Linked DNA regions of Mus musculus: regions 2, 3 and 4 are each linked to region 1. Evidence: chromatin loops called from intact Hi-C (ENCODE). Cell type or tissue: heart. All regions are shown on one strand.

Region 1 (8,000 bases):
GAGTATACATGTTATATTATTATGAAGGGACTAGTTTAATCACCCTCATGAGCGGAGATAGGAAAAAGGACAAAGCTTGTGAAAACACATATGCTTTTTTAGGGAAAACATTGCCATCATGGTGGTTCTCACACATGTTTGCTGGAACATCCTTTTATTAGTACTGAGCTCAGAAACTTAGCAACATTTACTCAGATTGGACTAGATCTAAATTCCTGAAAAGCAAATGATGAATTTGAAAAGTTAGTAGAAAAAAAAAAAGCAATTAGGATCGGGGCAGATGGCTCATTGGGCAAAGATGGTGACCTGAGTTCAGATTCCTAGCACCACCTAGAAGCCAGATGAGTGTGTGCCTGTAACTCCAGCACTTAGCATGTGTGTGGGAAACATGTGGATCTCAGGTAGTTCTTGGACAACCAGTCTATTCAAAATGGCAGCTCCAGGTTCAGGGAGGGTATTTTTGTGCATTTTCTGTGCACAAATCTTTTTGTGCACTCTCTAAAGTTTGTCTTTGCATAATTCAAATGCTGATTTCTGTACCAGCAGAGAGATGAGTACTATGTGGACTTTGGTTATTTTTATGGATTATCGCCCGCCTTAGTATTTTGTAAACACACATGTCTTTCACCTTCTGATTGGCTTAATAAAGATCTGACAGCCTATAGTTGAGGCAAAAGAGGAAAGGCAGGACTTCCAAGCAGAGATGGGCTTTGGGAAGAAGCAGGCAAGGGAAGATTTGCCAGCAAGACTCGAAAGTGGAAGAAACAGGTACCCGGACTACAGGAGAGGTAATGGACCATGTGGCAGACGTGGACTAAAATAAGTTAGATGAGTTAGCAGGTACCCAGCTATAGTGCCTACATTGTCATAAGTAATACGTTTCTATGCCATTACTCAGGAGGTGGTGGGTCTGAGACAGTCCTGCTACCCTCACTCAGAAAACAAGTTGGAGAGCGATAGAGGGACATACTTAACACCAAATTGTGTCCTCCACAAGTACTTGCATGGGAGGCACACTGGCAAACACATGTTCACACTACACCACACACACACACACACACACACACACCACACACCTCACACATATCCATGCACATACACACATGCACACACATACACACACACATACACATATTCACACACTACACACACACACAAACAAACATATATACACACACACCACACACAAATACACACATTCACATGCACACACACATACACACATACACACATGTACAAACACACACACATATGCTCACACTACACACATGCCTACACACACACACACACACACACACACACACACACACACCACAGTAGTTATACTTACTGTACATGATTTATTCATTTGCTTTCTAGTGTTGTGGTAAAACACTGACCAAAGTGAGCTGAGGAGGAAAAGGTGTATTTCATCTTACAGTTGACAATCCATCAGGGATGGAAGTCAGAGCTGGAACTCAAGGCAGGAACCTGTAGGCAGAAGCTTCTGCCTTGCTCTTCATGGCTTGCCCAGCTTGCTTTCTCATACAACCCAGGACCGCCTGGCCATAATTAGTATTGCCCACAGCGGGCTGGGCGTGTCTCTATATCATTATTTGATAACTTGCCTATAGTTATCAATTTGATGCAGGCAATTAATCAGTCAAGGTTCTCTCTTCCCAAATGACCCTAGTTTGTGTCAGTCTGATAGACAATAACAACAACAAAACCCCCAAACAAAAACCCCCAAACCAACAAACATCCCCAAGCTAATGAGCACAATGTAGTGAGTCAGTCAATTACCTTTGTGACAGCATCCTATTTGGTCACACAAACACACCCAGCACTTGTTTAGCACATGTAAATGCACAGAGTACCTTCAGGTCTCTGCCTTCCCGGCACCACAGTTTCTTGTGAAATAATGTATTACTCACCATCTCAGAGTGTTCTGTGTGGTGGCAGAAAAATGCTGTCTCTATGTAATACACACAACTTTAATAATGAAGCCAGCTCACCTTTCTTGTAAAGAGCCCACTGGGGCTGCTATTGTTTGCTAACAACTACAATGAAAGGCACAGACAATCTACTTCCTCTGTGCTTGAGAGTGTGTAAGTGCGCGCACGTGCGTGTGCGTGTGCGTGCGTGTGCGTGCGTGTGTGTGACCTGCTCAGGCCCAGCATCTGCTCTGTCCCTAGTCACTCTACTTCTGCATCTTCTGACTACGCCTCCTGTGGGCAGGAGACCGGAGAGTGGGGTAAAGGGAAGGAAGGGCCTTCCTCTTCCCCACCTGTCTCCTGTGGCATCTCCAAGGCAGAAGCAGCTATTTCTTCAGTGCAATATTAATTACCGTACCCCACAATGGCTCTACCTGTGACTAGTGACATTGGATTTGGGGCTCTTTCAGGCCACCACCTTCCTTTGTTTTTGCAGCAGCTAATACCTGTGAGACTTACCTGCTTAGAGCTCCTGTTCTCCACGGAACTAATCTCTTGTCTTTGATTCTGCCTTTTGCAAAGCCCTAGGGTGGTTGCGCCATTTCTCGATTTTATGGTGTGTGTGTGTGATATTATCTTTATAACCACTCTTGTCAGGAGGGAATATCACCTGCACTTTTGGGTGGAGATTTTGTGGAGGACCAATGGTGTGTCCAAGCTCACCCAGTTCACAGCCAGAGGTTCCAGGACTCAACTCTAGCAGTCTTGTTGACTTCCCACCTCCAGGTGGCAGAGAGCATGCTAGCCCCCAGGGTTTAAGAATTTCTACATACAGTGAGGTACTCACATCTTCTCAGGGCCAGCCAAGAAAACAGAGTTCAGAGGCACCAGTTTGTCAAAGGGCAGATCTGGGATTCAAACTCAGCTCCGAGCCTCTCCTCCTCCTCTTGGGGCTAATTCTTCTGTGTAATGTCTTCATTTTTGGAGACATGATGTACCGTGCTGTTTTAATACATGTTCCCAGATCCTGCCTCTAGAAATGTCCATTCAGTTCATTTAGGACAGGGGTGGGGAATATGGCTTTTGCCCAGTTGTCCTTGATTCTGGGGTCTCCCGTTCTGCCTGCAGCACCCCATGTGGCACCTGTTTGCCTTTCCATTCCAGGCTCTGTTTTCATCTGTGCCCTGAGGGGCTGGAATAATCTGCAAGGTCATTCCACGTCTTTGTACACGCTCATTCTTGTGACTGCAGGATACAAGGCTGATGTCCTGCATCCTGGGCACCGGAGCTGCTACTAAACCCTGAGGGTAGCTGCCTTCATGCCTGCTCCTCAGGAATTCCCATAGAGTGTGGGACTCCACAGGGGCCCTCTGGCTTGAGGGTGAAGGAAAGCCCTGTTTGTTGGTTTGAAGTAGTTGGCAAACTGGCATTTTAAAAAGGAAATAGACTGTGGGGTAGAGGGTTTAATTCAGGGAAATATTTGGAGGACTCAGTGTTTGTTCTGAGAGGTCATCAAATAGGTTTTGTTCCCACACTCTCTGGAAAGATGACGCTTCATTAACATGGCAGCATGAGGTGTAGTGGAAACGGCAGAATTGGGAACTCTGAAAAGACACATTCACTAGATTCCACTTAAAATGTAAAAAGGAGTGGAAAGAAAACCAATGGACATTTTCTTGAGGCAGCTGAGCGATACAAAACACAGGCATCTTTGTCTCCTCCTTGAAGACTTCCACAATGCCTTCTCCTTTCTTCCTTTTGACTAATCTCTACTTCTGAGAGGTGTTGAGTTTCGGCCAAACTTTCCGCTTCGTTCGCATCAAAGACTGCCCTCTTGTGAATAGCCAGCTCTCACCTACCCCTCGCCTTACTCACTCCTGACCAGCGGACGCAGGTCAGTCCCCCATAATAATTAGCTCACAGGCAGAGTTTCCAGGCTGCTCCAGGAGCATCAATCACAGGGATGAATGCAAGCCGGTGTGTGGGAACCGCAGGGGCAGCCAGGAGCTGAGTGAGCACTGCTGCCCCAGGCTCAGTCCCAAGCCACACTCCTTTGCTCCATTCACCCTACAGCTTGACAGAACAAATCACACGGGTACCTGATAAACTAGGAGGCTACCTGTCCCACAGAGAGTGAGGCTGGCTAAGTTCTCTGTGACTCCATACTTCTGGGTTCCAGGCTACAAAGCAAGTACCAGCGAGGCCTCAGCTACTTTGTCTCATTTGCTGATCTCTCGAATGTCCTTCTCTTCTAGTCATGAAGTTTTGGAGAGAGAAGTCCTAACAAAAGGTGCAACATGTTAGCTTGCATTCTTTTGAGCTTCCTAAGGTTTAATCTCCCCTTTGCTGTCTCCTGACCAAGGCTGGGGTCCTGATGGCTCCCTGACCCCATGTTGTGCAGTCATGTCTCTCTGCCTTCTGCCCCTGCAAAAACACCCGGGACTTTGGAACTTGAATTCAGATCTTGTCATGAGTGCTACTTCTCTCTGCACTGTTATCTGGGGTGACTCCCCACACCAATAAGAATTCAGATAGGATTCAGCCAGAAAGTTGGAATTCAGCACCGTATAGAAAGGTCACGAATTTGCTACCGGGGGCTTCTGGGTAGGGACTCTTGAGTACTTTCAGATTCTGATATGTCTTCAGTAGAGAGTCACTTTGGACCTGTACAAGACCCAGTGCAGGATCAGGTCTATGCTGCCCCCTGGTGCTCATTTGTTTTCCTACATCTAATTTATTCTATATTTACAGTCTTACATTCAGGACAGATATCTAAAACTACAAGAATCAGGAGGGAAAGATCCAGTGCAGTAAAGTCATAGATCTCTATAGTCTCTAGGGACCTAAGACAAATGTTTTTACCATGAGACACACCCCATTTTATCTGGAAACCAGCATAAATATGTGAGGAAGAGTACAAATAACAGATCCAATAACTTTAAGTTGTTTTTGACAGTAAATGATTAAAAGTGTTTCTGTTTAATATGTCTTAACTTTTAATCAGGATTTATTTTATATTCCAGTAAACTTTACTTTTTATGTAGATCAGAGGGGGAAATAATGCAACATTTTCAGGCACATGTATGCACATGCATGTGTACATATATGTATATAGCTTTGTGTGTGTGTATGTGTGTGTGAACAGATGAGTGCATCCATGCATGAACATGTAGAGGCCAGAGGATGACATTAATGTCTTCTATTTTTCTTCTTTAGTCTCTTAAGACTGAGTGTCTCATGGAACCTAGAGCTTGCTGGGTTTGAGCAAGCCATAAGGCACTTCTCCCAGCTGGCACTTGCGTTACAGGTGCCTGAGATGCTCAGGGCTTTTTATGTGGGTGCTGGAAGATCCAGACCGAAGTCTTCATGCATGTGGACTCTTGTCCACTGAGAATCCTTTCAGCTCTGGTATATCTTAAATTTGTATTTCCTTGCATGAAAACCAAAATAGAAGCCTGAAGTCTCTTCAAGTCAATTTGAACTTTAGGTCAGAGGCCTCTGGCTTTCAAGTCAGAAGTGAAGCGTGAGACAGGGTGGTCTGGGAGAGGCCACAGATCTTTATGTGTGAGTTATGGCTCTCCCAACCCTCTGTCAGTACACTGGAACACTTTGTCTGCTGGGCACACTATGTCAGACATTTTTAATATGTTCTTGGAATGCTGCTCTCTATGAGGCCTGAAGGCAAGAGTCCATGTTTGGAGTAAACAAAATATGAGAATCATATCAGCTGTTAAGAGGATGGATCTTTCCAAGTAGCTCAGACACATTGGCTGAGTGTTGAAGACAGCAATGATGCCAGCACATCATGCATTCATATCTTGTATGGCTGAGTCTGAGAGTTACAGGGAAGATGGCCATGCTGGGTACATCTTGAAGATGGTCATGCTGAATGCTAAACCGACATGATGATCACGCTGAGCTATCTGGGTAGGGAAGCCATAGCTGGCTGGCCAAATCCAAGAAGTTTATGGAAACTTTGTCTAGATGGTAATACCGGTGGACGAGTTTCCGGGAAGGCTGATGGAGAGAGAGGGGCTGGCTGCACTGGGAATTAGTCACTGGATACCTGTGAGTAGCAGGTTTCCAAGGAATGTTCACTCCTAGAATTGAAGACTCATTTGTATGGTGTCTTTATTTTCTCTCTCCTTTTCTGTTTATGGGATGAACTGTCCATCCTCATCCCTGGTTCACAGGTTGTAGTTCTAGCCCTGAGTCGCCTGAATTTGTGGCTGTATTTAGAGAGGTCTTTAAGCTGGTAATTAAATGAAAATGAGACTATTACAATAGGCCCTAAACCTGTGTAGCAGATGTCCTTGTAAGGAGAAGAAATTTGGATGCAGAAACAAGAGGGATGGGTGAAGACAGAGATGCAGAAACAAGAGGGATGGGTGAAGACAGAGAGGCATGCACCTGCACACCAAGGACAGAGGCTTACAAACCCTAACGCTGCAGGCATTAGGATTTCTGACTTCCAACGGCCAAGGTTTGGAATAAACCCCCCACAGTCTGTTGCTTAAGCCATCAGTCTGTGGCACTTTTACCTAGGAAACGAACCTAGTCTTCCTTTGAATTTAGCAGGTTTGGGGAGCATAGCAAGACGACTTCCCACGCAGAATTGACTCCGAGCATGTTCACTCCATGAAAGGTCACACTCTGCAAGTAGCTAAGCATCCTAGAAGATGTAAGAATGGCTTGTCTGAACAGCATCCAATATCTTTAACTAGACGAGATACATGAGAATGATTTCTGGAAGGAAGGCCGAGTGTGTACACCTGGACCAGACAAACATCTTTCCCTCACATTCTGTGGTATCCTGTGGAGGGAATCCAAATGGTCTGAAAAATGTTCACGATCAAAATGGATCTCTCTTTTGTGGGTACATTGGGAGGAAGCCCAGGGCTTGTGCATGGAAGGCCAGCACTGTACTAGGGGTACGTACATAGTCTCTAACTCAGCAATGTTCAGTCTGTGGCAACGTATGGATTATGACCCCTGTGTGGGGTTAAGTGACCCTTTCACAGGGGTCACCTAAGACCATTGGAAAACACAGATATTTGCAATTCATAACAGTGGCAAAATTACAGTTATGAAATAATGATGAAAATAATTTTATGATTGGGCATCACCACACCATGAGGAACAGATAAAGGGTCCCAGTGTTAGGAGGACTGAGGTCCACTTCCTAACTGAATCCTGCAGCCAAGTCTAGCGGCATAAAGCTACATACTACTTTATCAATTGTTACATTAAAAAAAAAAACTTCACTATGTGAGCTTGCTTTTCCTTTTCCCAAATACCTGATGCTTAGTTTATAGAATACAAGATTTGATACAAGTTTGCAAAAGATCTAGTGAACAAAGAAAGCTTAGCCCTGGGGACTGAGGATCCAGTTCCCCTATGTGTCTGCAGGGACCATTCTTGGAAGAGGGTGAGGTAATTAAACCAAACTCCACTGAGCACCTCATGACATGGACTTTAGTTAAATATGACCATGAGTTTGACACATCTCACCTTTTATAGAAACGGTGGAGGAGGACACTGGAGTAAAACAACGGATCAGTTTTTCATCCCATTCAGCTATGTGACCTTTAGCAAGCATGGCACCTTGGGCTTCTCATATGTGAACACTGTTGGTCATGTGCACAGAGCTTTTGAGGTGCTTGGTGCACCAGAGTGGCAGTAAGTATTGCTTGGCAGGATCTTGATGTCCTCAGATGAAGGGCAGTCAAGGTGTGCGGCTATTGCTTGATGCTTTGTGTACTATGGTGGAGAGCAGGTCTTAGCACGACCTCAGGTGCTATGCTGTTTGGCTTCTGAGTGTCTGCACTTTTGCAGGGTGTTTTGCAGTGTCAGTCCTGGGGAAGCTTGCGTGATGCTGACTATAACAAATGTAGCACTTTTTTTTTGTACCCCAGATATCTCAATGTGGCCTTTAAAAATATCTATAACTTTTATTTATTTTTTGGCAATTTTAAAATATTTTTATAGGTATGGGCATTTTGCCTACCTGTATGTATGGGCATTATGTGCATGCAGTGGCTGTTGAGGTCAGAAGGGGGCATCAAACATTTTGGAGCTGGAGTTACA
Region 2 (8,000 bases), 290 kb before region 1:
TCCCCAGTGAGGGTCTGTTATTCTTAATAAATTGATGGCAAGGGGCAGAGGATATAGAAATCCTCATTAACCTAACTGTAATTTATGGGTTTTATTTGAGTCCAAATATGAGGAACAGATAAGAAAAAGAGAGGCCAGTAAGATGGCTCACTGGGAAAAGACCTTTGCTGAAAAGCCTGCAGACCCAGTTTCCGTCAGTTGACTCATATGATAGGAGTGAGCTCACCACTACACATTCTCTGATCTCTCCACGGGAGCATATACCTACAGACACAAACACACTTGCAATACAAATAAACGAGTAAGGATGTTTTTAATTCATGAGACAATTGAAGAAATTTCATCTCATGGGATATTTTATAACAAAAAATAATAGTTTAATTCTTAGGCATATTGATGATTTTGTGGTTAAAATCTTTATATGAGTTCTTGATTGATTGATTGATTGATTGCTTTTCGAGACAGAGCTTCTCTGTGTAGTCCTGGCTGTCCTGAAACTCACCCTATAGGCCTGGCTGGCCTTAATCTCAGAGATCTGTCTGCCTCTGCCTTTCTAGTGCTGGGATTTAAGGCACGGGTCACCACTGCCGACTTTTTTTTTTTTTTTTTTTTGACAGGGTCTCATATAAAGGCCTGGAACTCACTATGTACCAGGCTGGCCTTGAACTTGTAATCATCTTGCTTCCACTTCTTCAGAATAGCCTACTAGCATTACCAACTTTAAAGGGAGACTAGAGAAACAGGTTTTAACATTCTAAGTGTTGGGATTAATATTCATCTTTTAGAAGGCACCTAAAGAGCACATCTTTAACAGCTGAACTGTCCAGTCTGCGTCCTGTTGCTTGTTGGTTTTAATTTTCAGCATTGATTAATTGTACAAGCCAATGGGTTTCATTATGACATCTTTTTAAAAAATTTATTTATTTTATGTATATGAGTGCACTGTAGCTGTACAGATGGTTGTGAGCCTTCATGTGGTTGTTTGGAATTAAATTTTTAGGACCTCTGCTGGCTCTGGTCAACTCCACTCAATTTGGTCGGCCATGCTCCAGTCAGCCCCACTTGCTCCAGTCAGACTTGCTTCAGTCTCTGCTTGCTCCAACCTAAAGATTTATTATTAAACATAAGCACAGTGTAGCTGACTTCAGACACACCAGAAGAGGGCATCAGATCTCATTACTGGTTGTGTGCCACCATGTGGTTGCTGGGATTTGAACACAGGACCTTTGGAAGAGCAGTCAGTGCTCTTGCTGAGCCATCTCTCCAGCCCTCTGCTCCCCTACCCCCATTTAAAAATATTTATTTGTTCTATGTAAGTACACTGTCGCTGTCTTCAGACACATCAGAAGAGGGCATCAGATTCCATTACAGATGGTTGTGAACAACTATGTGGTTGCTAGGAATTAAATTCAGGACCTCTGGAAGAGTAGTCAGTGCTCTTAAGTGCTGAGACATCTTTCCAGCCCTTATTATGACATCATATATATATGATCTTCAATCCCTTATTACCATGGCCTGTTTCCCCTCCCACTGATCTTCCTCTTCTCTAAGCCTCCTTCTAATTTAATTCATTAGATCTATTTTTTCTTTCTCTCTTTACTACTATTGTTTTTGTTTCTTCTTCTTCTTCTTCTTCTTCTTCTTCTTCTTCTTCTTCTTCTTCTTCTTCTTCTTCTTCTTCTTCTTCTTCTTGAGACAGGATTTCTCTGTATAGCCCTGGGTGTCCTGGAAGTTACTCTGTAGACCAGGCTGGCCTCGAACTCAGAAATGTGCCTGCCTCTGCCTTCCAGGTGCTGGGATTAAAGGCGTGTGCCACCACTGCTGGGTGTTTGTTTGTTTTTCAATACAGGATTTCTGTGTGTAGCCTTGGCTGTCCTGGAACTCACTCTGTAGACCAGGCTAGCTTCAAACTCAGTGATCTACCTTGCCGACTACTGTCACTTTCCTAAGTCAACATAATTTCTAACTACTTACTAAATATTTATTTCACACCCACAGATAACAGAAAAATGTAGCCCTCAAGCCTCACCAAAGAACCTTTTTTGAATAGTTGGAGACCACTACAGCAGGCCACACTGGCCAAACTTCAGAGAAGGACTTACTGTAAAGTGTCCAGCCACAGTTGATGTATCTACTGCATAACCCTACAGGTAATGCTCAGGGAACATGAAAAGATTATAGGATCCAGAAGACGGAGACATCCCGGTTAAAGATAGTGTCTTCTATATATGACAGGGAAGCTGTACCCATGAGATCTCAACAATATCTCAGCCTAAGCAAGTCTTAACAATGACAATGCCAGTTGACATGCCAGTGTGAATGGAGGGAATGTCACAAGGCCCCATCCCTGGATGAAGAATCGTAGGCAGTTAATGATTGCTGAGAAATGGAGGCTCAGTCTTTTGATTGATGAGCCTTGAGTCCTATACATATAGTGATATACAATCATTTGTTGCTTAGGCACCACGAAGATATCCTGAGAAGCACATCCTTACACAAGCTGTCATTGGACGAACCTCGCAGCTGGTAGGTACAGTGACCTAGAAGGTCCAGGTCTGTCATTCAACACAGCCTGTTGATGCAACCAACAGGCATGATCAACAGGAGGGGCTGCTGCTGCTGGCCCCTCCTTATGTGCTGCTTACAAAAGCATTCCTCTGTAAAGAGTACACATAAAATGATACAAAAAGACAAACACACAGACCAGCAACATAATGGTTTATTACCATAGTCAAGTATTTATGTCCTGTGCACAACCACATGTACTGTTCTTTCTGTTTGTTTGCTTGCTTGTTTTGTTCTGTTTTTTGTTTTGTTTTTGAGACAGTTTTTCTCTGTGTAACAGAGCCCTGGGTGTCCTGGACTCACTTTGTAGACCAGGATGGCCTTGAATTCACAGATATCTACTTGCCTCTACCTCCTGAGTGTTGGGATTAAAGGTGTATGTCAGCACACCTGGCTCTTTTTTTTTTTTTTTTTTTTTTTGACATTATTCTCAAAGAAGCCCAGACGGGTTGTGAACTTGAAATCTTCCTTTACAGTCTCCTCTCTCCAAGATAGTATCTATCTATCCCTCCCTCCCTTCCTCCCTTTCTCCCTCCAGTTGCAGGTGACCAAACCCAGGGCCTTCCTGCACTTGACCGGTAGGTATATTTACATCAGTGTCACCACAAATACAAGAGTGATATAATGTGCTAAGACTTTTAGGGTGGCTATGACATTATAGGTATCAGGGTTCTCTCAGCTCCATTTTGATCTTATAAGACCAGGTGCTGTTTGGTGATGGCTGGATTGTCATGCACACATAACTATGCTTAAAGCCGAACTGACGTGACCTCTGGGACTTGCATTAACAGTGTGAAGAAATGGTGGAGCACAGACAAGAGAGGCCATACATTGATGTATGTTGGACTTATAATACCCAGGGAGGGAGGCAACACTGCACATTTCTTTCTACTTTTGTGTATGTTCTGTTTCGTTATAAAAAGTTCATGAGGCCATTTGAAAGTCCAGTACTTCCCTATGTGGCGAGACAGTGCAGACATGGGTCCTGAGGAAGGCTGTTGGTGAAGCCCAGAGCATCTGAACGACCATCTTCTTGAAGAGGAGCAGGAAGCTTTTCTGATGAAACTTCACGGTGCTGGGGTTGTGTCTAGCTGTGGCCTACTAACTTTGTCACCTTGAGCTCATCTCTTACCTCCAAAGAACTCCAAGGCCAGCATCCTCCATCCTTACCTACCTGTGAGGCAGAGATAGTAATTGTGCCAACCGTATAGAACTCATTGTGCCAAAGGAAGCCATGCACAAACCCACCATGCTCCACCCAAGACAAAGTTAAATGTCCAATGGCAGTGTGGGTGTTTTATTTCCCAACAGAATGGTCACAAGAAATAAGGACATAGAGCCAGGTATGGTGGTGCTTACCTTTAATTTCAGCACCCTGGAGGCAGAGGCAAATGTTTGTGAGTTCCAGGCCAGCCCGATCTATAAAGTGAGTTCCAGGATAGTGAGTTCCTTTTTTCCTGTCTAAAAAAGTAGAAAAAAAGAAAGAAAGAAAGAAAGAAAGAAAGAAAGAAAGAAAGAAAGGAAGGAAGAAAGGAAAAGAGAAAGGAAAAAAGAAAGGAAGGAAGGAAGGAAGGAAGGAAGGAAGGAAGGAAGGAAGGAAGGAAGGAAGGAGAAATGAGGACAGGTCTAGAGTGTATAGTGCGACAGAAAACTATTGGAAGTGGCAATGGTGCCCCGGTGGAATGGAGGAATCTAAGGTCTTTGTCCACTGAGGTCATCTGGAGGTCAATGATGACATCATCATGTTCGGCTCATGATGATGTGTAGAATGCAACCAGAGAACAGATAATTAAGCAAGAAGCGCCAGTGGCAACGGGAACAGTGGAAGCTGTGTGCTTCCTTATTTGGATACGAGGAACTTGGGCAGCGAAGACAAGGGAGCCCTTTTGCAGAAGGATGGGAGTTGAGGGGCAGGAGACACTGTCCTCAGCTAGGTAGAGATGGGAGATGTCCAGCAGCCTGCTCCAAAACTCTGGGAGATTGGAAAAAAAAAATCCAGAGAGAGTTAAGGAAGGGAGCTGGGTTTCTGAGGTCTTGGTGGAAGGTGTCTGATGTTAGAATCAGCTTCATACAACAAGGATGGCCAGAGCAGCACAGGGTGGGCCCCCTTAGTGTCAAACGGGCAGGCAGGTGGCAGTCTATACCCTCTGTACTGTTGAGAAGAATGTTCTGTGGCCTTTGAAGTCACCTCCTTTATGTGACAGGAAAAGGGTGAGAATTAATCGCTTCTCTGAGTGGGCCGTGGTGGAATAGAGCCCCCCAGCTGCTGGAGGTGGAACTGCAGCTGTCTGATACTAGCGCTGGAAGAGAGCCCAGCCCCCAAAGCTAAGGGGAGACACAGCTCAAAGAAAACACAGCCTGCGACAGGCAGAGGCCCCATGGAGTGCTAGAACGGGAAACATTTTTTGTAAACACTGTTCTCTTCTCTCTACTCATCGCCTTTATTTCCACTCTACCTCATACCATGTCTGTCTCATCCTGATGTTAAGGCCAAAGAGCCGGTTAAGACAGGAAAACCTGTATCTGGAAACGTATTCACCTGCTTTGTGCTAAAATGCTCCAGAAGTATGGAGCGTGGCCTTCTGATAAGGGTAAGAGTTGGGAAGGATACATTGAAATCTACATTTGCCTACCCCACCCCTGTGCCTGCCCCTCTTTTCCTCTGCCCCTCCCTGAAAACCGAAGAAAAACATGCATGCTAATTGAACCCTCTGAGCTACACCCCCCACTCTTTTTACTTCTTAATATTTTGAGACATCTCACTAAGTTGCCAAGGCAGGTGTTGAATTTTGACTTTTAGTGTCTTAGCTTCCCCTCTATCACAGATCTGGAATTAAGACATGGCATAGGGACTCATTTGAAAAGCACTCTTGGGGCTGGAGAGATGGCTTAGAGGTTGGCTAAGCCATCTGAACTGACTGCTCTTCCAGAGGTCTTGAGTTCAGTTCCCAGCAACCACATGGTGGCTCATATCCATCTTAATGGGATCTGATACCCAATTCTAACGTGTCTGAAGACAGCGACAGTGTACTCATATACATAAAATAAATAATTCTTAAAAAAAAAAAACCAAAGCCCACTCGAGCCTTGAATTTGTGTGGGGCTGGGATACATTGTTTTTCTGCCAAGGCTTAGTGAGGCTGTATCTATTATCCCAGCTGTGGAAGCTGAAGCAGGAGGATCACTTGAACCTCTAAGTTGGAGACTAGCCTGGGCAACATAGTGAAAACTATTTCATAAAACAAAACAACAATAAATGTTCTTTTTTTGTGTGTGTGTGTGTGTGTGTGTGTGTATTTGAGTCAGGGTTTCTCTGTGTAGCCTTCCCTGTCCTGGAACTCACTCTGTTCACTAGGCTAAGTTCAAACTCAAACCAGCTGCCTCTGCCTGTCTCTGCCTCCCAAGAACTAGAATTAAAGCCTGTGTCACCATCATCTGCCTCAAAATGTTCTATTTTTAAAAAAGATTTATTTATTTATATGTAAATACACTGTAGCTGTCCTCAGACACTCCAGAAGAGGGCACCAGATTTCATTATGGATGGTTGTGAGCCACCATGTGGTTGCTGGGATTTGAACTCAGGACCTTTGGAAGAGCAGACAGTGCTCTTAACCACTGAGCCATGTCTCCAGCCCTCTATTTTTTATACTAATATTATTTTAATATTGCAGCCAAACCTAGTTTTAATTAGTATAAGTATTAAATTAGCAACTTATTGTGGAGTATAAAAAGATGACAATGTTTGTAAGAACATAATGAACCAAAATTTTAGCTAAATTATCACCAATTAGACCAAATCTATCTTTATCTACTTACCTACCTATCTATCATCTACCTACCTACCTATCATCTATCTATCTATCTATCTATCTATCTATCTATCTATCTATCTACCTACCTATCCATCTATTTTGGATGCAGGTTTGTACTACACTGTCCTAGCTAGCCAGGGACTCACATGTAAATGAGGCAGACATGGAATTTGCAGACACACAGCTGTCTCTGCTTCTCAAGTGCTGGGATTAAAGACGGGTGACCACTCAAGCTCCCCATCCCTAGAGAAGTGCTATGCAGTCTATAAGCACTTGCAAAGGAGAACTTACCCTTTTCAATGGACTCTCACTAGGTATAGAAACCGCTCTTAAGGACAAACCCCACGGCCAGCAGTAGAAGGCCAACACAAAATGAACGCAATGGCAGTTTTGTAGGTTCCCTGTTCCTTAGTGCTTTGTCTGAGTATTCGTTTTATTCTTTTTTGTTGTTGTTGTATAGTTTTTTTGCATATACATTGTGCTTTCCTTTGCCGTGTTTGCTTCTGTGTGTGTCCCCTGCACCTACATGTGTTTCCTGTGATTTCCCTTTGACTGTTTTGTCCTATTCTGCTTTGTTTGTTATTTTATCTTATTGTATTTTTTGTTTTTGTTGTTTTTTTTGGTTTTTTGGTTTTTCGAGACAGGGTTTCTTTGTGTAGCTCTGGCTGTCCTGGAACTCACTTTGTAGACCAGGCTGGCCTTGAACTCAGAAATCCGCCTGCCTCTGCCTCCCAAGTGCTGGGATTAAAGGCGTGCGCCACCACGCCCGGCACTGTATTTTTTAAAAATTAGTTTTAGATGCCTGTTTGTATTCTAATGAGGAAAAGAGAAAGAAAGGGTGTGGATTTGTGTGAGTGGGGAGTTGGGGAGAATATGAAAGGAACTGGGGGAGGGGAACCATAATCAGACTATATTGTCTGAAAATATATAGTTTCAATTAAAAGACTTGTGCTACTATGCATTGAAAAAAAGTCTTCTTAGTCAATCAATATTTGCTATGTTGGGCTCTGTGTCAGAGTCTAATGATGCACAAATTAATATAAGCTACAGTCTCCGACCCCACAAGTCTCATGTACCTGGGGAAACACAGTTGTGTTACAGGGATTACATAGAAAGTATATGGAGATTTCTCCTCATGTGACGGGAATGAGAACCAGGGAATACATTTTCAGAGTTGAGGAAGGGTTCGGAGGAGACTTGAAGAACAAAAAGAAAATTTTCAGACTTAAAGAGAAGAAGAGACTGTGTTGATGTTTACTGGTCAAGTATGTCCTTAGCACGCACAGGCCCTGGCTTCCATCCTTAACACAGAAAGGGAGGGAGGGAAGGAAGGAAGGAAGGAAGGAAGGAAGGAAGGAAGGGAGGGAGGGAGGGAAGGAAGGAGGGAGGGAGGGAGGAAGGAAGGAAGGAAGGAAGGAAGGAAGGAAGGAAGGAAGGAAGGAAGGAAAGAAGGGAGGATAGGCAGCAGTACATTCAGGTAGTGGATCTACTATAATAGAAACATAGAACAGAGTGACCATTAGTAATTTTATTCATGTAAGAACCATGCAAAAATATGATTAATCTTCTTTCACGCGATGCTAGATGAGTAGGTTCTCAACCTGTGAGTCTCGACCCCCTCGA
Region 3 (8,000 bases), 130 kb before region 1:
CATCCCTCCATGGCCTCTGCATCAGCTCCTGCTCCCTGACCTGCTTGAGTTCCAGTCCTGACTTCCTTTGGTGATGAACAGCAGTATGGAAGTGTAAGCCAAATAAACCCTTTCCTCCCCAACTTGCTTCTTGGTCATGATGTTTGTGCAGGAATAGAAACCCTGACTAAGACAAATTGGTACCAGCAGAGTGAGGTATTCCTGCGACAACCTGACCATGTTTTGGGGAGGTCTGTGGAAGGACTTTGGAACTTTGGGCTTGAAGATCCATTCGTTGTTAAGAGCTCTGTCAGATGTTTTGTAGGTGCTTGGAAGATAATGTTGAGAACAGTGCAGAAGATGGAGGCCTGGCTTGTGAAATTTCAGAGGGAAAATTAAAGACTCTTTTCAGGGCCATTGCTGTTTTGATTGTGAAGATTCTGTAGTTCTGGTTAGCTGGGGCTGAAGAATCAGCTGTGATTAACAAGATACCAGAACTACTAAAGCAAAAACTTTGCATTACTGGGACTATTGATGCTGGTTAGCTGGAGCTAAGAAATTAGCGGTGACTAAGAAGAGACCAGCATCACTGAGGTGACATCTTCTGGGAAGTGTTTTCTGAGAGCACAGTGGCTGTGTTCCAGATATAGCCAAAGTTGTACCTTGTGCTGTGGCTGGACTTGGTAATGTGTAAGGGTCACCCAGGTGGTACTGGTTTTGAAGGCATGAAGGAGTTGAGCAGAGCAGCTGAGGCTTGGCACTGTGAGAGGGCATGGAAGGCCATTGGTGAAAGTGCAGCCTCAGTTGCAATTGATGGCCCAGGACTGAAGGGGTCATGCAGTGTTTTGGAGATGCCAGTACCATGAGATGACCACCAAGAGCAGCAGCAGCAGTGGAGTACAGGCATCTGGAGCCTAGAAGATGACGAGTATGCTACAAAGGGCCTGGCTGGAGAAGTGACCTAAGCCCTTGGAGGAGCCCAGAAGATTGTAAGTTGGATCCCAGACATTGGACGGTTGGAGATTGACTTTTGCTTTTGATTGTGACTGTGCCCTGATATTTTCCCTCTTGAAGGAAGAAACTGTTTTAGTGGAGCCCACAGTTAAGAGACTTTTAATTGCAAAAAGACTTTGGATATTAAAAGAGATGTATATTTTAAAGAGATTGAAATTTTAAGAATATGTAAAGACTGTGGGACCTTTAAAGTTATTTAGATCTTGGAGATGAATAAGAATGTAAGGGTTGAGGCTTACTAGTGATGTGTTTGTGTGTCAAGTTGACAAGGGGTCAATTGTACTGGCTAGTTTTATGTCAACTTGACACAGCTGGGGTTATCACAGAGAAAGGAGCTTCAGTTGAGGAAATGCCTCCATGAGATCCAACTCTAAGGCATTTTCTCAATTAGTGATCAAGGGGGAAAGGCCCCTTGTGGGTGGGACCATCTCTGGGCTGGTAGTCTTGGGTTCTATAAGAGAGCAGGCTGAGCAAGCCAGGGGAGGCAAGCCAGTAAAGAACATCCCTCCATGGCCTCTGCATCAGCTCCTGCTCCCTGACCTGCTTGAGTTCCAGTCCTGACTTCCTTTGGTGATGAACAGCAGTATGGAAGTGTAAGCCAAATAAACCCTTTCCTCCCCAACTTGCTTCTTGGTCATGATGTTTGTGCAGGAATAGAAACCCCGACTAAGACAAATATAAAAGAAAATTAATTATATACTTGTATATACTTTATGTACATATATACACATGTATATATGTATACATGTATATTATGTATATATTATATATATACATATATGTGTATATTAAAGTGTAAACCAAATAAGTCTTTTCCTGCTCAACTTGTCTTCATCATGGTGTTTCATCTCAGTGATAGTAACCCTAACTAGACCAAACTTAAAATGCAACCTGCATGCTTTGAAGGTGACCGTGTGGCTGAGAAATCTACAAGAGGTGTGGCTCTTTATTGTGTGTGACAGGGATTAGTGCAAAACTACTCTAGCCAGTATTAGCTAACACTATTATTTCTTTGGGGGAAGTTGCAGGAGAGAGGAGACTGGGGTGCACTTTCACTGCAGGGAGAGGAGTCAGAGGTAGGAATCAATCATGGTTATGGACTTAATCAGTTATCAGTTTCATAATGAAACCACAGTAATGTGCTGAAAGGGTGCTGTTCCATGTTCTTTTCTGGATTTCAGGTGTTCTAAGCATGTTCATTTCCCTTTAAAATTGTATTAGTGTATGTACATGTATGTGGGCACACATGCCTTGGTGGTAGAAGAGAACAGCTTGTAGGAGTTGGGTTTTTCTTCCACCATGTGATTCCAGAGATGAAACTCAGGTCAGGCTTAGCAACAAGTGTCATTATTTACTGTGCCATCTCATTTCATTGGTCTTACAGATGGGAGAGGGGAGAGGGGAGAGGAGAGAGGGGGTGAGGGGGGGGAGAGAGAGAGAGAGAGAGAGAGTCTGGCTGCGTAACACAAGTTGGGCTTGAATCCTCCTTTCTCAATCTTCCTGTGGGTTTATAATTAAGCATCTCATACAGCTATGTGCATTCTTTATAATAAAATGTTACTGTAAATACCATGCTCTAGCAAACGATCAGATCTGAGGATGTTATGGAGCCTCTGGGTTTACTAAGGCAGTGAGAAGCGAGGATGTCCTGGGGAAGCCTGACTGTATGAGGTGACGGCTGTCTTGTAGAGGACTTGGCTCTGGATCTGTAAGGTCTCTGCCTGCTCTGCACAGTTAGTGTCAGACTTGAACTCCACACCCAGCTGATGTGATGTGCTTTAGTTGGAGTAGAAATGAAATGGAGTATAAGTCACCATCCAAATATTACTGTTTAAAAGAGTTTGAAAATAAGTTTCTCAGCTGAGTGTGGTTGTTGGAGCTGCCTACTTGGGTCCCCAAACTATGATCTCATGTGTGGTCATAAAGCTTTGAGAAAAGCTCTTCTGTGTAAGAAGTCTGGCTGGGTTGATTCACTGTCCTTTGTTGTGCACTGAATGAAGAGCTTGCCCTTTGCCTGTCTCTGGACCCTGTGAGGACACAGCAACAAAGCACTCACGAGGTGCAAACATTAGCTGTTAGACTGTCGAGAGATACAGTTCTGTTCTTTGTCGTTTGCCTGTTCTGTGATATGCATGTATAGTCACACAAAATGGGCTAAGACAGATGGGCTCTTCCTTTCCCTGCTACGTATATACCGTCTGCATTTGCCTTCCCTTACTCTTTTGCAATAAGATCCCGTTCCCATGATGTCAGTCACCATCACGAACCTGGCGATCCCCTGACTTACTAAGGCTACTCTACCCCTCTGACTCACAAAGCCAAGGACAACTTCACAATGCCTGCGGGAGGCAGACAGACAGGCTTTGTGCTTCTTTCTGGCTCCCGCTCACCCATGCTCAGAGCTGTAAATTCTGCAGTAAAGTCGATCAGTTCTTCTTTATGTTGAGTCCTGGGCGGCCCGGTTTCCATCCAGCCGGTATCAACATGTCACACAATGCAAAAGGATCCAAAATTATGGAAAAGCAGATTGGCTCCAGGAGCAAGGCACACACAAACACTTAAACATTTACCACCACTTTTGCTGTTTAGTGACTTCTCGGTCATTCCGCTCTATGAAGCATAGTTCATTATCATCATGATCAACTTGGGTCTGATCAGATCCTCCTTCTCAACGTATTCACATGACATTCAAGAATAGAATCAAGCTAATAGTTGTCCCTGTAGACTGAAAAGCAGATATTGATTACAAAGACCTGCTGATGTGAAAAACAAACAAACAAAAATATAGAAATCTACATCTGTTATATTTACACGGAAGCTAGGCAGTGTTGGTAGGAGGATTTATGTATTAGGAAGAATGAATGTGCTTTCTTTTCTGTAATTATTTGTATCTGGGGGCTAATCTAGAAATGACACATTGTATAGTGTCCTAGTTCATCAGTATACCTTGATTTGGCTCTCTCAGTCTGACGCCAAGGTCAGTCAGGTTCCATACTCCGTGCTCCGGAAATGTGAAGAACCCTAAGGTACTAAAGTTAGCCCTGGAGAGAGTTGGGGCAGTGCAATGGGTGTGTCAACATGATCCTGACAGGCGAGGGAGCGGTAAGAGAACATTCCAGAGGGCCAGGAAGGAGCAGAGGTTTGGAGCAGGGGTGTCCAGGAAGTGGTTGTGATGAGTAAGCCCTGAATGCGTGGGAGAGCGCCAAGGAAAAAGTGAGCAAAAGCTGGAGTGGGATCACTAGGCTTTGAAAGCAGCAGCTTCCATGAAAAGCCGCCCTGCATGTCCAGCCCCCTGCAGTTCCAGCCCCCTGCAGTTCCAGCGCTGATCTGAAGGAGCGCTGTGTCAGCACCTGCGCAGGGCCAGGGGCCTCACTTTTTCTTAAAGGAAAAGGCTCTAAAACCACAAACAAACCCCTGCTCTGTCCTTGATTCATCCTCCGTCTAGTAACTTTTAAAGTAGCTGAGCCCCAAAGAACACATTCAGAGTGGGTCTTCCTATCACAGTTAACCTGACCTCGAAACTCCTTCACAGACACGCCCAGAGCCTTGAATCTTAGGTGACCCTGATCCTATGAGGATGACAATCCGTCCATCATCTATTCTACCTCATGCAGGCTTTTATACTCTTAACTGTTTGCTTTTTCTCTTCCTACTTTCTATCTGTTGTAGTTGTTGTTTTAGAATGTGAACAACAGCCTTGTAGGTGCTACAGCCTGAGCTACATTCTTGGTTGTGGGATATATGCTTTAAATATCCTGCCCTGGGAGCTGGAGTATAATACCAACCATCACAGCTTATACTGGATACACTCTAAGTGTTTGTTTTTCCTTCTATGTCTTGTATTCTGTTTTTATCTCTGTGCATTCCCTCTCTCTGTCTCTCTGTCTCTGTCTCTGTCTCTGTCTCTGTCTCTCTCTCTCTCTCTCTCTCTCTGTGTGTGTGTGTGTGTGTGTGTGTGTGGTGTTGTGGCTCAATCTCAGGGCTTCATGTGTACTAGGATCTGGGCTATATTCTGAGTGAATGACTGATATCTCTTTAAAAGTCTTGAGTTTGGGGTTAAAGCATAGTTCAAAAGCAGAGGATGTGCTTAGCATACATAAAGCCCTATATTAATCTCTAGCACCCAAACAAAATGAAATACAAAACAAAGAACTTTCAATTTTGTCACTATCAATCAACATCCATTTTAAACTTTTATAAGATAAATACTTATTAAACCAAGTTTATCTGGGTGTGTTGGCAGACACCTAGTTTTAGCACTTGAGAAGTACAAGGAGAGATATGAAACATTGACAGGATGACTTCATGGCTGGCCTGACATCTGAGACCCTGTCTTAAAATGAACAACAACAACAACAACAACAAAAAAAAAGAATACAAATGATTGAAAAGATAATGTTAAAATTCACTGTCATATTTACTTTCCTATTACTATGAAGAGATATGAAGCAACTTAATAAAAGTTAATCAGGGGCTTGCTTACAATTTCAGAAGTTGAGTCCATGACCAACATACCAGGCAGCATGGTATCAGGCAGGCATGGCACTGGAGCAGTAGCTAAGAGTTTACATCCTGATCTACAGTTAGAGGCAGAGAAAGATTGGGTCTGGAGTGGGTTTTTAAACCTCAAAGCCCATCCCAAGTGACACACCTCCTCCAACAAGGCCACACCTCCTAATCCTTCCCAAACATTTCTACCAACTAGGGTCTAAGAATGCAAACATATGAGCCTGTTGGGGACCATTTCTCATTCAAACCACCATGCTCACCTATCACCTAATACTTTAGAATTTATTCAGCTGACATGTTGGTATATGTTTTCATTCCTGTATCAATGCAGTCATTTCTTATCTCTGTGCATAGAAGACTTGGTTTGTGTGCTGGCTAGTTTTATGTCAAGTTTCTACTAACTAAAGCCATCTGAGAGGAGGGAACCTCAGTTGAGAAAATGCTTTCACAGGATCAGGCTGCAGGCAAGTCTGTAGAACATTTTCTTAATTAGTGATTAATGTGGGAGGGTCAAGTCATTGTTGATGGAGGTACCTCTGGGCTGGTGGAACTGGGTTCTGTAAGAATGCAGGTTGAGCAAGGCAGTACTCAGTACTCCTCCATGGCTTCCGCATCAGCTCCTGCCTCGAGGTTCTTGCCCTGATTCCCTACATAGCAAACAGTGCTATGGAAGTGTAAGCCAAATACATTATTTCCTCACCAATTTCTTTTAGTCATGGTGTTTCATCAGAGTAACAGTAACTCTAAGACGGTTTGTAAAAACAACTATAGATTACTTTGTACTGGTTTGAAGTGAAGTGTTTCTGACAAGCTCATGTGTTTGAACACTTGCCCCCCCCCCCCCCCCAGCTGACAGTGCTGTTTTGAAAAGTTGTGGCATTTTTCAGGACTTGGACCAGGCAGAACTTATCACCAGGGTACATCTTTGAAGGTCATAGTCAGGCACTGATTCTGATTCTTTTCTCAGTATCTCATCTGATATGAAGAGTTCCATCACACACTTCCTTTGCCAGGGAGCCATTCTGTCATCTGTCATTTGTCATGAGCCAAAGAAACCATAAATTGGTCCTCTTATGTATTTTGTGATAGTAGTAAGAAAAGTAACAAAACTAGCTCTGTTTGTTTGTTTGTTTATTTATTTATTTATCTAGACTGTGTAGTTCGGGGCAACTTTAGACTTACTGAAGTCCTCCTGCCTTATTCTCTCACATGCTGGGGTTCTCAGTGAAGGTCCGTGAGTCTGGCTCTGTCACATTTGAATCCGTATCTGCTGTGATGGTTAAATCTGATTGTCAGTTTGGTTGAACTGAGATATTTCCCTTAAAGCAGGAAAGTACACTTGTGCATTTGCCTGTCAGGGTGTTTCCAGGTTGCTGACATATGGGAGACAGCATGTGTAGGTGAAGGACCTGCCCTGTACAGGGGCAGTGCCACCCACTGATAGGCTGCATAGGCTGTGGGCCCAGGCAGAACAAATAGCAGCAGTGGGAAGCCAGATGTGCAAGCGCCACTCTTTTTAAAAAAATTATTTATTTATTCTTTTATTTTATATTAGATATTTTCTTTATTTACATTTCAAATGTTATCCTCTTTCCTGGTTTTCCCTCTGAAAACCCCCTATCCCTTGCCCCCTCCCCCTGCTCACCAACCCACCTGTCTTAGTTAGGGTTTTACTGCTGTGAACAGACAACATGACCAAGGCAAGTCTTATAAAAAACAACATTTAATTGGGGCTGGCTTACAGGTTTAGAGGTTCAGTCCATTATCATCAAGGTGGGAGCAAGGCAGTATCCAGGCAGGCATGGCGCAGGAGGAGCTGTGAGTTCTATGTCTTCATCCAAAGGCTGCTAGTGGAAGACTGACTTCCAGGCAACTAGGGTGAGGATCTTATACCCACACCCACAGTGACACACCCATTCCAACCAGGTCACACCTATTCCAACAAAGCCACACCTTCAGATGGTGCCACACCCTGTTCCAAGGATATACAAACCATCACACCACCAACTCCTGCTTCCCTGTCCTGGTATTCCTCTACACCGGAGGCATCAGGCCTTCTCAGGACCAAGGGGCTCTCCTCCTATTGATGTTCAACAAGGTCATCCTCTGCTATATATGCAGCTGGAGCCATGGATCCCTCCATGTGTACTCTTTGGAGGAGACAGAGACAAAGTGTGGAGCAGAGACTAAAGGAAAGGACATCCAGAGACTGCCCCACCTGGGGATCCATCCCATTTGCAGTCACCAAACCTAGACACTATTGTGGATGCCAAGAACTGCTTGCTGACAGGAGCCTGATACAGCTGTCTCCTGAGGGACTCTGCCAGTGCCCGACAAATACAGAGGTGGATGCTCTCAGCCAACCGTTGGAGTGAGTACAGGGTCACCAATGGAGGAGCTAGAGAAAGAACCCAAGGAGCTGAAGAGGTTTGCAGCTTCATAGGAGGAACAACAATATGAACCAACCAGTACTCCCAGAGCTCCCAGGGTCTAAACCA
Region 4 (8,000 bases), 260 kb before region 1:
AACCCAGCAGACAGAGCACTGAGTGGATTTTTTTAGAAGGTATTTTTTATCCTGAGGGCCACAACGATTCCTTTAAAAGATTTTAAACGGGAGGGAAGTGATCGGATTAAAAGGAGCACCACCCATTTAGTCCACTGTAGTGGTGGGGGAAGGGTTGAAGCGTGGGACACGCGCAGTGAGCAGGTAACAGCGGGGATCCGGGTGGAAACGCCGGGCGCGCGCACCGAACCGGAGGGAGCCCTGAGCGGAAGAGCAGACGAAAACGGATTCTGGGGCTGGATGAGTTGGCTTGAGGGGCTGATGACCAAGTAGAGATGTCATGGCTGAGATATGAAACTAGGTCTGAGGATCGGTGCTGAGCTCCATGTGAAAGAGATGTTCAGCCTCCAAGTGAAATCGCCTGGGTTTCAGAACAGAGGTGGTCTGGAAGCAGGAGGGCGCACGGCTAGTGGGACAAGATCGGCGAGAGGATGCAGAGTCGCCTGCACAGCCGAACAATATTTATTTTCTTTTTCTTCAAAAATACTCGGAACCCAAGACCAGCAGTGAGATAGATAGGTAGGGGCTCCAGCGTTCTCGTTGAGGGACGAGAAATGAGATTTTTGGGGTAGGAGTTGGTCACCGTGAGTCCTAGAAATAATCTTCCGCTAACACGCCTGTGGTGCCCACAAACCAACTCAGAGCATCGAACAGTTGACACAGAATCTTGATCAAATAGATCCCCGACCCCCGAGAAGACTATATCATAGAAACGTGTTTGCTTTAAAAAAGTATCGCGCTTGTTTCTTCCAATTCCAGTATTTAAACAGTTGAGTGACCAACTTGCAATTTTAATAAATACCGCATTCAAACTATGCATCCACTTTCAAAACACTGAAACTGAAGATAGTCGTACTCTACCAGTGAGTGCAAACTTTCCCGATTTTTGCCCGTGGAAGGTTCTGGGGAATCGCTTAAGAACACGGCCGGTGCCCCAGGTTTGCTAAGCCGCGGACTGAGACAGCACCCGCAGCCCGGGCCCGCACCACTGGCTCCTCCCAGCCCATTCCCCACCTCCGCTAGCAGGTCCCCCACGCCCCGCCCTTCCCACGGCCCCGCCCTCCCCAGGGCTCGGGGGGGGCGGATCCAGGATGCCCATCGCTGATTGGCTAGCTTCGCATAGCCCCGCCCCAGGGCGCGCGCAGGAAGCGGTGCGGACACGCGCGGCGCGGCCCCGCGGGGAAGCGTCCGCGACCCTCGTTCGGGCGTCCTTGACCTGCCTCAGGCGAGGCTGCGTCCCGAGAGCCCTCCTGCCTTCGCCGCCCGCCTCGCGGACCTCCGGGCTCTGGTCGAGGCCGCCGCCCGCGGTGCCCGGATGTCGCGGGCTTAAAGGGCCAGTGCCGCGCAGCCGCCGCGACGTGCGCTCCGAGCGAGCGGGCGGCCCGGGCAGCCTGAGGAGGCCCGGCTTCCGCAGCCGGCCGGTCCCTGTGATTGGCGGAGGCGTCCAGAATGCTGCACGTCGTAGGTTCCGCCTTTGCCGGGTCAAAATGGTGCGGGCGAGGCCCTGCACTGGACGGCCCGGGCCTGGCGATCGGGGACCCTAGAAAGGGAACGCTAAGTTGTTTGAGATCGCGGATAGGGGCGATGGCGTCGAGGTGCGGTTTAAAAATTATACGGTCCTCAACAGGAAAAATAAAATTGTTGTGTTCGACATTAAAGATTTCTTTTAAAATGGATATTAAGGGATTTCACAAGGGCCAACTTGTAAAAACAACTCGTTTTGTCTTTAAGGTTAATTAGAACCTGTGACAGTTCGTTTAATTAAGCAAAATTAACTAGTCTATTAAAAAAAGTGTGTGCGTGTGTGTGTGTGGTGTAGATATAGAAGAAGGTTTATTTCTTAATGCTTGTTTTCTACGTGGGTAAAATTGAAATGAGACCGAATAGCTTTCCGAGTTTGTTTATACTGTTAAAATACCTTGATTCTGATTCTAGATTTAAAATTTTAAGATGTCCTTTTGTGTCTGAAATCCTTAGAACAGGTGAGACTTTTCAAAAAAACCCTTGAAATGACACTTATTGTATTGTTTTTGAAAAAATTTATATGGAATTTGTTTTAATCGTGTTTCTAATCATTTAAGTCCAATATTGGAATAAAGGGAAATTAGAAAGTACCGAAGCTTGAAGAGTAGCCCCGTTTCTGAGCAAAGTGAAAGGATTTTCTTTTACCCTAAAGACGTCTCCTAGGTGCTGGAACAATAAGATAAAGAATAGTTTAGGGCCGGGCGTGGTGGTGCACGCCTTTAATCCCAGCACTCAGGAGGCAGAGGCAGGCAGATTTCTGAGTTCGAGGCCAGCCTGGTCTACAGAGTGAGTGTCAGGACAGCCAGGGCTACACAGAGAAACCCTGTCTCGAAAAAAACAAAAAACAAAACAAAACAAAAGAATAGTTTAGATAGAACACTGACTAATAACAAGGTATGGTATGTCTGTATGAAATGCGATAATGAAACTTGACACTGTGCCTCCTAACTTCATAAATTAATAAAAGTGACTACTTTTTCTATTTTTACTCCAAGTATCAAAGTAGTAGATTTTATTTAAAATGAAGGAGTGAAAAGACAATGAAGAAAAAGAGAAACACAGGAAATAAGATATGAATAAATGGAAAATGTTCAGAGAACTTAGGATAAATTCAGTATTTGCTTATCAAGAAACTGGATAGAGGAAAATTACTCTGAAGTTAAAACAGGCTTGTATGAAATGGTGTTTTAGCTTCATGCCTTCTTCAAAATATAAAATAACTGGTTTCATTTAATTGAATACTCAATGAGAATTAAAGACATGGAAATGACAAAAGCAGGAACAGAAGCCTCCAGAAAAGAAGATGAAGTTAATGACACGCTTCATTTCAAGAGACATGAGCTCATTTCCTGTTAGAGGGATTCCTCCCAAATGAGGTTTGGTGCTAAATAAATTTATTTTACAGACCTTCCTTAAATCTGTGCTGGGGGGTGGGAGGAGACGGAAATGGAAAATGGAAGCGATAAGAAATGTAAGGGAAAATGTAAAAGATTGCAGCTTCCTTTAATGGCAGCCCTGGCCACTGCTGCCACCGCTGCTACCTCCTCCCCCCTCCTCCCCCCTCCTCCCCCCTCCTCCTCCCCCCCCCCCCTCCTCCTCGGCCATTACAGTATAGGGATAAAAAAGCTGAGTGGGTAATGGAATGGCTCAGTGGGTAAAGTCACCTGCTACCAAGTCTGGTAGTCTCAGTTTGACTCTCAGGACTCACATGGGAGAAGAGAAAATGGAGTCTTCTAAACTTGTTCTCTCTTCCACATGCTCACCATGTCAGAAGAAGTGTTATATTCCTGGAACTGGACTTACAAATGGCTTGTGAACTGCAGTGGGAGTGCTGGGAATTGAACCTGGGTCCTTTGGAAGAGCAACCAGCTCCCCAAATAGTGTTTTAAAACCAGCTGATACTGGCTAGAGAGATGGCTCAGTGGTTAAGACCACTGACTGCTCTTCCAGAGGTCCTGAGTTCAATTCCCAGCAACCACATGGTGGCTCACAACCATCTGTAATGGGATCTGATGTCCTCTCCTGGTATGTCTGAAGACAACTACAGTGTACTCATATGCATAAAATAAGTAAAAAAAAAAAAATCAGTTGGGACACACACATATTTTCTTGGTATTTTTTTAATTTGTTTATTTTATTTATGTGAGTACACTATAGCTGTCTTCAGACACACCAGAAGATGGCATCAGATCTTATTACAGATGGTTTTGAGCCACCATGTGGTTGCTGAGAATTGAACTCAGGACCTCTGGAAGAGCACTCAGTGCTCTTAACTGCTGAGTTAAGCAACCCTGGTATTATTATTATTATTATTATTATTATTATTATTGTTATTTAAAAGTAGTTGAGTATGGGTAGTTCACACTTGTGATAATCCAAAAGTAAACGACAAAAGGTTGTAGTTATCCCCAGGAGTGAAACAGGAGGAATTTGAATGAAGTAAATTTATGAAAATTTCTACCATTTAAATGAATTGATTTTTGTAGGTAAACTGCTTTTTACTTGTGAGCTATTGAGTGAATGGCTGAAATGTAGAGCTGACTTGGAGTGAAATAAAAGCCACTGGTAAGTACAAGCAGCAGCTGATATGCTACAGTCTACTGTTTGCCCTGCAAATAGGTCTGCACTTGGGTCAGGAGCTTGGTCTTGGCAGCTCACATATAACCATGAGTTATATATATAGTAACGTTATGTATGGAAACTTTGCTGTGTGCCAGATACTGTGCTAAGCATCTTTTTATGTTCTGTCAAACATTTGAGAGGGCATGCAAGGATTACTGCTATGCCTATTTGAAATGTGCAAACTGGAGTGACTCTCATTTGAAAAGCCCTAGCAGGTAGATGTGTGCCTGTAGTTTCACAGTCAGTGGGTGGAGAGCTGGGATTCCTGTCCCAGGTCCCCCCTCTGACTGTATTTTCAATCATTCACTAAACAGACATAAATTTCATTTTTATTTCATGTTTCTATAGAAAGTCAAACTTCCATATTTTTTATTGTATTTTAAATCTCTCTTTGTCTCTCTGTGCACACGTGCGTGTGATATGTATATGTGGGTGCAAATGCTGACGCTCATATGTGAGGGTTAGAGATCAGCTTTGGAGTGGCTTCTCTCCTTTCACCTTGTGTTTTGGTGATCAACTAATTTTTTTTTAAAAGAATTATTTATTATATGTAAGTATACTGTAGCTGTCTTCAGACACTCCAGAAGAGGGCGCCAGATCTCGTTACGGATGGTTGTGAGCCACCATGTAGTTGCTGGAATTTGAACTCAGGACCTTCAGAGGAGTAGTTGGTGCTCTTAACCACTGAGCCATCTCACCAGCCCCCCCCCCCCTCAACTAATTTTTATCCTCTGAACCATTTTGGCTGTTATTGAACCTGTTATTGTTTTGAGACAGGGTCTTATTCTGTGGGCCAGCTTAGCCTGAAACTGTAATCCATGCCTTAAGCTTGAGGTGACGTTTCTACATCTGCCTTCTGAGTTCTATGGCCAGGTTAGTGTACCTCCACAGTTGACCCTTGGTCATCCATGCTTTCTGGTTGGCTTTTGTTTCTTTGTTTTAAAGAAGTTTGTTTTATTTTCTTAGGGCTGTGTGTGTGTGTGTGTGTGTTAGTCCATCTGTACACACACACACACACACACACACACACACACACACACGCCAGCAGTGAAGTTACAGGTGATTGTGATCCATCCAGTCTAAGTTCTGCTATCTACATTTACTTCCTCAGAAAGCAGCAAGTGCCCCTAACAGCTGAGCCGCCTCTCCAGGTTCGTTGGTTTGTGTGCTGAGACAGGGTTTTATGCAGCTCAGGCTGACGTCAGTACACAGCTAAGGATGACCCTGATTTCACAGGGTTACAAGCGTACACCACACCCTCAGCCTGCAAACATCCATGTCATTTTGTGTACAGGGATTCCCTTCAGACTAGAATTGTCTAAGGTCTTCGGGCACATAGCTCATTGGCATGAATAGAGGCACACACATTAGTCTTCTTGGTGTCTGGTCACTTTCCCACCCTCTTCCTGAAGACTTTTCTCCCTCTCAGTATTTTCTCCTTTCTAGGCAACTGCTGTATGGTACCTGTTCCTCCAGGTCATGCTGTGGCTGGTGCAATCCCATCATTCAGTGTAGGCCAGTGCTCACAGGTAACCTTTCAGAAGATGGAGAAAGGAGGAAGAGCCAGGTTTGCTAGGAAGGAGTTTGGGGACTATTTGCATTAGCAGACAACAAACATATTTCAGTTGACAAGAGTATTGTCTTTTTTTTTTTTTTTTTTTTTTTTTTTTTTTTTTTGAGACAGAGTCTCTTGGATCCCAGGCTGGCCTAGAACTCACCATATGGTGCAAGCTGCCCTTGAAATTCCCATTCCCTACTGCAGTCTGCTGAGTACAAGGGTTACAGACTTGCATCACAAGGCCCAGCATCCTTTTTTATTGTTGGCTTGCTTTATTCCACGTGTCCCTTTGACTAAGTGGCATGTCCCTGGTGACCAGTCTAGCAGCAGCTGTGCCTGTATTTCTTTGGTCTGTCATGCTCATACAAGGCTCCACCACAGATGGAGTGAAAGAGGTAGTCAGCCCGTCATGGTGGTTACATGTTTGCAGGGTGTTCATTACCCATAGCTGTGATAAAATTCCTCCACAAGAGCAGTTTAGAGGAGAAAGAACTTACCTTGGCTCACAATTCCAGGTCCATCATTGCAGAGAAGTCAAGGCAAGAAGAGCTTGAACATCTTCACATCCCCCATCCAGAGCACATGCTCACTCATGCTCTCTCCTCCCCCTCCCCCTCCCCCTCCTCCTCTTCCTCTTCCTCCTCCCCCTTCCCCTCCTCCCCCTCCTCCCCCTCCCCTCCTCCTCCTCTTTTCCCTCTTCCTCCTCCTCCTCCTCCTTCTCCTTCTCCTCCTCCTCCTCCTCCTCTTCTTCTTCTTCTTCTTCTTCTTCTTCTTCTTCTTCTTCTTCTTCTTCTTCTTCTTCTTCTTCTTCTTCTTCTTCTTCTTCTTCTTCTTCTCTCTCTCTCTCTCTCTCTCTCTCTCTCTCTCTCTCTCTCTCTCAATATAGTACAGAATCTTCTGCCTGGGGAATGGGTCTTCTCACTTCAAATAGTAGAATTAAGACAATCTCCCACAGATGTGTCCACAGGACAACCTGATCTAGACAGTCCCTCACTGAGACTCTCTCCAGGTGATTTAAGATGGTGTCAAGTTGATAATTACAAGTAACCATCACTGTCCGTACCTTAATACAGAACCGACTTCAACTGACTTTTTCTTGTCCCTGAAGTCTCATGTTTATTGTATAATACAGTCCAACTTTAAAAGTTGCAATAGTCTTTAAACATTGTAATACATTAAAATTAAACTCCCAGGGCCTGGAGGGATGGCTCAGTGGTTAAGAGGACCAGCGTTTGGTTCTCACCTCCCACACTGGCTGGTTCATAACCACGCGTAACTGCAGCTCCAGGGAAGGGGAAGGGGATGAGAGGTGGGGGTTGACTCCCTCTTCTGGCCTCTGAGGGAATCTGAGGAGATTCAGATACACATACACATGCCCAGAAATAAAAAGATTGTTTTCATTTTTAAAGTTCAAATCCCTTAACCACAAGAACCTATAAAATAAAAACTAAGTGACATCATTTCAACATATAAGGTCACAGAGAAAACTTCCTTGTTCCAAAAGGAAAGAACTTGGCATAAAACAATCACATCAGAGTTAAAACAAAGCAGGGTAAATACACATTCCAGAATACCATGTCCAGCATCTGGGGCACAGGATATAGTTAGCTGAGTTCCAAAAGGCTTGGACAAAAGGCAGTTCCAACTCTATCTCTGCTAGCTAAAGTACACACAATTTCTCTCTTAGGCCTAAGCCAACTCCACTCCAAATTGCTGCTTTCCTTGTACGATGTCTGAGTCCTAAGATCTCCAATATTCTTCTTTCTCCGACTGTAGGCCTCTCCATAGGAGTTTGAGCCAAGCCACATAATGTCTGTCCTTAACTGTACTCTTTCTTGCATCTTTCATGCCTTCAAAATCACATGGACAATATTTATGGCATCACCCGGTTCTGTCGTCAGATGAAGATGTAGCCTGGACCACAAAGGCTAGTGTGGCATCAACTTCTGCTACTGACCCCAAGAAAACACTTTTCTAGGCAGTAGATTTTGAGGACCAGGGAACTCCTTTAGCCTAGGCATTCTGACATCTTTCTTTCTTTCTTTCTTTCCTTCTTTCTTTCTTTCTTTCTTTCTTTCTTTCTTTCTTTCTTTCTTTCTTTCTCCCCTTTTGTAAAGATTTATTTATTTATTTATTTATTTATTTATTGTAAGTACACTGTAGCTGTCTTCAGACACTCCAGAAGAGGGCATCAGATTTCAGTACAGATGGTTGTGAGCCACCATGTGGATGCTGGGATTTGACCAAGACCTCTGGA

The links. Hi-C counts contacts between places; a loop is a spot of excess contacts. Peaks named below come from ENCODE experiments on the same cell type or tissue, not always from the same donor. Only the 100,000 strongest peaks of a DNase experiment are listed, where the experiment ranks them.
Region 2: it touches region 1 in a loop (4-fold over the local background); 3 of 42 quality-filtered maps call a loop at or near these places.
Region 3: it touches region 1 in a loop (2.9-fold over the local background); 6 of 42 quality-filtered maps call a loop at or near these places.
Region 4: it touches region 1 in a loop (3-fold over the local background); 8 of 42 quality-filtered maps call a loop at or near these places.

What each region holds. Positions count from the first base shown.
Region 1 is chr4:8,377,474-8,385,473 of GRCm38, reverse strand. All of the region lies in intron 1 of Gm42252 (a long non-coding RNA gene), which reads left to right. Among named protein-coding and RNA genes, the nearest start is that of Gm42252, 38 kb to the left of the region's middle. In heart, a CTCF peak has its summit at 4,613 (motif pointing left); no DNase peak of the experiment used is centred here.
Region 2 is chr4:8,663,686-8,671,685 of GRCm38, reverse strand. No RefSeq gene overlaps it. Among named protein-coding and RNA genes, the nearest start is that of Gm8273, 20 kb to the right of the region's middle. In heart, CTCF peaks have their summits at 4,833 and 6,091 (motif pointing right); a DNase peak (open chromatin) is centred at 4,825; H3K4me3 peaks cover 334 bases; H3K27ac peaks cover 734 bases.
Region 3 is chr4:8,506,648-8,514,647 of GRCm38, reverse strand. No RefSeq gene overlaps it. Among named protein-coding and RNA genes, the nearest start is that of Rab2a, 25 kb to the left of the region's middle. In heart, a CTCF peak has its summit at 4,323; a DNase peak (open chromatin) is centred at 4,177; H3K27ac peaks cover 354 bases.
Region 4 is chr4:8,640,678-8,648,677 of GRCm38, reverse strand. Gm42253 (a long non-coding RNA gene) reads left to right here and starts at 3,832. Exons shown (of 4, transcript XR_881099.1): 1 at 3,832-4,128; 2 at 4,963-5,058; 3 at 5,632-5,714. It overlaps Gm8273 (predicted gene 8273), which reads left to right and starts at 1,221. Exons shown (of 1, transcript NR_168732.1): 1 at 1,221-1,715. In heart, CTCF peaks have their summits at 4,763 (motif pointing right) and 7,939 (motif pointing right); DNase peaks (open chromatin) are centred at 217, 1,147 and 1,477; H3K4me3 peaks cover 2,274 bases; H3K27ac peaks cover 2,056 bases.